Linked DNA regions of Mus musculus: region 2 is linked to region 1. The links are chromatin loops, found by intact Hi-C in ENCODE. Cell type or tissue: heart. All regions are shown on one strand. Links, peaks and the distances in the headings refer to the core of each region. The heading gives the core; the rest is flanking DNA.

Region 1 (2,912 bases), core at 249-2,748:
ATATATTTGTTTTTATTATTTTTATTTGCATTTAATATATTTAATAATAAATCTTATGTAAATATAATACATAAATGTTATATATTAAATATTTTATTTAATATTTCATATATATATGGTTGTTTTAAATATATATCCGTGGAGGTTGTGGTATGTCACACAGTAGACCCTTTGCCCAAACAGCTTCTACTTGCAAATGTTAATTGCGTGAATCATTGACCTGGTTTTGAGGCCTGTGGCTTCTGCTACACTATCAATACTGGATCCTCACCGTGATTCCCCTAGGATATTCTGCTGTTGCCCGATATCATGGAGATCCTGCAGCTTTGGATCTGCAGGACTGGTCCCTTCACATGTACCAGCAATTCATAGATGGGATGGTTGTTGGGGTAGGCCAGCTCAAAGCCCTAGATCTGTGATGGGGTAGAGGCTGGGTTTGCTCAGCTTGCCAGCTCTCCTGGACCCGTACCACCAGGGCCAGCTCTCCTGGACCTGTGCCACCAGAGCCAGTTCTCCTGGACCCGTGCCACCAGGACCAGCTCTCCTGGACCTGTGCCACCAGGGCCAGCTCTCCAGCATTGCCCAGGCAATGAGCAGGGCCAGCTATTTCTCCCTTACAACCTCCAGGCCTGCTCACCCGAGCCCCTAAGCCTCCTTTTAAAGTTATATTTTGTGATAGGGTCTTACCAAGGTGCTCAAGCTGGCTCTAAATCACTCTGGAACATTCAAGCTTTGAACTGGCTCAGACCCTGTGTGGCTATGAGTATAGACCCGGCCACCACGCCCAGCTATACTGTCTCTTTAAATCCTCAGCCTCCCTCCCCACTCCCTACCCCCCAGAACTAAATAGTGATTGTCCCCACTTTGCACCTGATGAAATTGGGAGCAGAGGCAAAACCCTGTGTTTGAAGATAGGATTGTAACGTGTTTGCATGAAGACAGGCATGTGTTTGCTCAACTGGACAATATGGTGGACCCTGGCCTCAACCAGAAGGCCAAGAAGCCATGGGGTCTTTGACCTTCTGAGGCCTCTAAGCAGGGGATGGGGGCTCAGGAAAGGACCTGAGATGAGTTAACTCCAGTGAAATCACAATTAAAATGTCTTTTTATCAAAAAGTATCATACATCTTGTTATTGATCCTATTTTCCATTAATCTTAAAAATTCAAACAGAGATAATTGGTGTTTAATTAAAGCCTTAAGTATATTTCATTAGAGAACATTTTTTTAAATCATAAAAATGAAAACGCAAGAAAACCTTCCTGTCTTGTGGAATTGTTTTGATGTACCTCAACCAGTCCTCCCACATCACCCACCAAGATGCTCCCACCAAGATGCTCATCCTAGCTTAGACACCACTGCCACCTGGTGCCTGCATGCAGAATTGCAGGCTTGGTTCTTGCAGGGCCCCTGGAGGGTGCTGATTTACATAGACACCTGCTCATGGTTGAAGTAGTTACAGCTGCCTGCACATCCGCAGCCTTCTATCTGTGCCTCCCGCGTTCATGGCCTTTAAGCTGCGTTTGTTATAACCAGATTAACAATGGTAACTCTGATAGATAGCACATGAGATACGGGTGAATATGATACAGCTTGTGCAAGCATCAGTCCCCCTCTTTAACTGAGCAGTTCCACACGCCAAATTTTGACCTCCATATTTTAACCCTTACCTTCCCGAAACTCTCCTCTGCTCAGAGTGTGCTCAAGACTCCCCATTTCTGGAATTTTCTAGGTGTTCCCCCACCTGTCTGCGGCTTCTGACTTGACTGTCCCTTGTGCTCACAAGAACCTCCCTCTACCTCTAGTTTCTGAACTTAGCCTTCGGATATCAGACCAAGGTCAATGGTCACAAAGAGCAGTGTTGCACAGTGGTGTCAGGAGATACGGACAACGTGGTTTAGAATCTCACTTTCATCTGTTTAAGAGCAGGGACCACAGCCACCTTGCAGACCACTGTGGTTCCATCCATTATATAAACAAACTCAGGATGATTAAAAAAAAAAAAGTCCCATTCCAAGCACCATTTAAAAGTATAAAGAGGTTCATGAGAGTCGCTCAGCAGAGCCTGGCACCCAGGGGAGCCATGAGGCGTGTGGTCACTAGCACTAGCAACAAAGTATAAACCTTGCTCAGTGCCTGCCCAGTGTGTGGCAGATAAACAACTCCTACACTTACCCTTGCTTGCAGAGAAAACCAAATCTCCTTCCTCCATTAGAAACAATGCAAGTTTCCTCATCACCCGCCCGCCTTGCTCCATTACCCAGGGCTTCCACTATTGCTAAGCTTCCTCAGCTGTAAGTTGTAACCATTTGCATGAACCAAGCTAAGCGATGATGATGCTATTTTGGGCAAGGTTGCTTTTGGCTAATCTTGGTTGATCAGGCAGCTTTGCGCTGGCACCTGACACTAGTGGTTTGGTCCCCAAGGGATGTGTGTGTGTGTGTGTATGTGTGGGGTGTCTATGGCGGGCTCTCTCCATGCCTTTCAGACCGTCTTAAATGTCACTCTGTCTCTCTGAACAGGTAGTCGATAGCGACAGACCCGAAGGGTCCAAGTTCCGGCTCACCGGGAAGGGAGTGGATCAAGACCCTAAAGGAACTTTCAGAATCAATGAGAACACAGGCAGTGTCTCCGTGACACGGACCCTGGACAGAGAAACGATCGCTACTTATCAAGTGAGTCCTGGGTGCCTGCTCACCCTGCGCATAGAGATATGGATTTCAGAGTGATTTCTTCCCACCGAGCCAATTATTTCTGTGCCTCATCAAACCCGAGAAAGTGTGGCTCCAGGTGCTTCTGGGAGAACAAAAGTGGAGCCTAACAGTGAGGGGCCCCCTAGCTCATCAGCAGAGCCACCGGGCCTGTGTCACTCTTTGGGTTCCAGAGACCAATGAGACAGATACCAGAGGCACC
Region 2 (2,912 bases), core at 200-2,699, 920 kb before region 1:
CATCTAAGTCTTTGACCCACTTGACAGGGGGCAGATAAGGGGCAGTCCCCGACCTGGGGGCCCAGGGCCACACCCTGTAGCCCCCGGGGTTATGGGAGAGAGGGATGAGGGAAGAGGTTCCCAACATTGACCAGAGTGTGTAGCAGATCTTGATGGAGCAGAGACTCTCTATGGTTTAAGAGCTTTATTATAGAAATGCAGGGAGAAAGAGAAAAGGGAGAGAGAGAGAGGAGAGAGAGAGAGAGAGAGAGAGAGAGAGAGAGAGAGAGGGAGAGAGAGAGAGAAAAAAGGCTAGTGAGAAAGAGAGTAAGAGGGAGAGAGGAGAGGAGAGGACAAAGAGAAAGGAGAGAGGAGAGAAAACAAAGAGAGAGGAGAGAGAGTGAGAGAGAAGGGTAAGAGGGAGACAAGAGAGTAGGCAGTAAGAGAGTGAGAGAACAAGGTGGGGCTGACCAGCCCTTTTTATGGTCCTCACTGTTGCTAGGGAACTGGGGAGGAGTTTAGCCTGAAGGTCAGAAGCTTGGGCCATTGTCTATGTGACTACTGACCATGCTTCTCTTGTGGGGGCTGTGGGGGGCGGTAACTTAGGCAGGGGCCAGAGTTCCAGGAGCATGAGGGAAACGCCTACCATGTCATGAAGGTGAATTATGATCATCGGGGTTCAGACCTCAGCTCAACTGGATACCAGCCTGCAATTCCCCACAGTGCCCCATCTTGAGACTTGGGAGACTGGCCTTCTATTCCAGCTTTAAGAAGCCACTGGCTGTCCCCCAAAGAGTTGATGGAGGGAGGTCAAGGGATAGAGTACACCCTCCTTGCTGACCCAGTGGAAAGCTGTCCTTTAAAAGCATCTGTTGACCCATAGCAGCAACTCTTCCAGCAGCTGGGGAAGGAGGGTGAGGACGCCAATCTAGCAGACCTATTCTAGCATCCCTGGTCAGGTACCCCTACGGAGATCATCTTGGTTTGCCCAACCAGATAGAATGAATAACGATTAAATACTAGTGGCTCTTCGCCCCTCACCCCATCCCCCTCATTGTGTTGCCTTTCTTTTACAGGGCCAATCTCACTTGCATCAAAACAACTGGGTGAATCCAGTTGCAGGGAAACCAGTGGCCTGATGGTTTTGCTAAATGCAGCTGCGTTCGTTCCTGAGTTCCTCGCCTTTGCTTTGGATCAGTTAGGCAACCTTGGCTGGCCATTGGCTGGTCGTCTTGCAGTTAAACCTCAGCCGACTTGCATGATCCCATTGCAGCAAGAGACTTGCCTGGGGGGACTGCCCTGCTGCCCTACTCTGGGGCTTCCAAGTAGGTAGCTGTGGTTTGTGAATATTAATCTCTTATTTGACCCCTGATCTGATCAGTCTGGGAAGTGGGAGACCAGCAGCCATCACAGGAGAAAGGGGGTGTCTTAGCATTAATTATTTCACCCCATGGTGGCACAATGAATACATGCCAACCTAGGAAAGTGGGATTCTTCGCTAAGCCACATCCTGCCCAGATCCGTAATTTGATACAAAAGCTTCACACAAATTGAAATTAAAATGCGTCTTCCAGGCTTCCTCCCATCAAAGCAGCTCACACCAGCAGGCTTCTCCCTTTCATGGGTTTGCTATAGAAACAGGGAACCCGATGAGCTTTGAGGTTTGGCGTGGATGGACAGAACAGTTCCCCCTGCTTGCCAACTGCAGGTAAGAAAACGAAATAAAACGGAAAGCAATTGGAGGTGTAATTACCCTCTCCAAGATGACTTTTTGCTGTAGAGTGGCCCTCAGAATCTGTAAAAGGCCCGTTTCTTCCTGTTCCTGTCTCCCCTCGAGTATCACGGTCACATTAACCAAGGCGAGGGAGTTCATGTTCCAGCTAGGAAAGTTGGGTTTGTTTCTTCAAGACAACATACTATTAATATGTATCAAATATTGATATTTGTTAATAAGATTTATTAATATAAATCATTTGATATTTGTTTATTAAAATATGTACATTTACTTTTAATTGTTCTCTCCCTCACTTAATTACTGTCCTGGAGGTTGCCTCCATTGACAATGTCCCCAAAACTGGATGTCAGAGTTTGTTTCCTCACACCTTTCATACACAAGTGTGTCAGGAAACCAGAAATTAGAATTTTCTACATGAGCATTGAAATCGGGCATTTTGTCACTGTTTGGATTCTTAGTGAGGACAGTCGGGTGCCTTTTCTTTTTTGCCTTATTGAATAGTTGCTTTTATTGCTCCGAAGCCTTGCTTTCTTTATCCTTTCCTTACACATGGGTAGACAGCTTTGTCTTCATCTCTCAGTGCCTCGGAGGGGCCTCGCTCTTTACTTGATAGCTGCCCTTGCATCCAGGCCTGCGAAGCCTTGGATTGAACCCACTCTTCTTCCTTTCCTTCGCCCTCCTCCCCTTTAATCTTTATTTCCAAGCACAGTGCTGTGCACCCCGTGGACACAATAAACACGTGCTGATTGACTGTTTTATTTATCTGATTTTTATGGCTTCTTTACTCTGAAGGGCTCCGCAGCCTTCACAGTCATTAACTCAATAACCCTCAAACGCTCTAGTGTGGCAGCTGTAATTACTGTCGGGTTTCTGAGATGGCGAAACAGAGTTGCTGAGATTCTCCAAATTATCGAGGGCCTCGGGAGGGATCTCAGGGGGGCATTCAGCACTTTTGTAAGCTCTGGACCACAGGGTACGTATGGAAGGGTCCTAGTCAGAGTGGCTGTAGGGTGGTAGGTGGGTGATCACCAGCTCGGCCCACATTCTTCTCATTGAGGCACGACTGAATAGTCATCACGGGTATGAGTTGAAATCCCCAGCTCCTCTTCTGGACATTTTGTGACAATGGACATCAAGGACAGCTAATGTTTCCTGTGATTTGAGGAGATATCAGACCGTGTGTGCCACATGATCACCA

The links. A loop is a pair of places that touch in the nucleus more often than their neighbours do. Peaks named below come from ENCODE experiments on the same cell type or tissue, not always from the same donor. Only the 100,000 strongest peaks of a DNase experiment are listed, where the experiment ranks them.
Region 2: a loop joins it to region 1, with 9 times the contacts of the local background. A loop is called at or near these places in 15 of 42 quality-filtered maps.

Annotation. Positions count from the first base shown.
Region 1 is chr8:118,849,198-118,852,109 of GRCm38, forward strand. Cdh13 (cadherin 13) reads left to right here. Exons shown (of 14, transcript NM_019707.5): 5 at 2,522-2,674. Among named protein-coding and RNA genes, the nearest start is that of Gm31893, 210 kb to the right of the region's middle. In heart, for the core only: no CTCF peak of the experiment used is centred there; a DNase peak (open chromatin) is centred at 1,414.
Region 2 is chr8:117,927,342-117,930,253 of GRCm38, forward strand. No RefSeq gene overlaps it. Among named protein-coding and RNA genes, the nearest start is that of Gm39262, 20 kb to the right of the region's middle. In heart, for the core only: no CTCF peak of the experiment used is centred there; no DNase peak of the experiment used is centred there; H3K27me3 peaks cover 1,258 bases.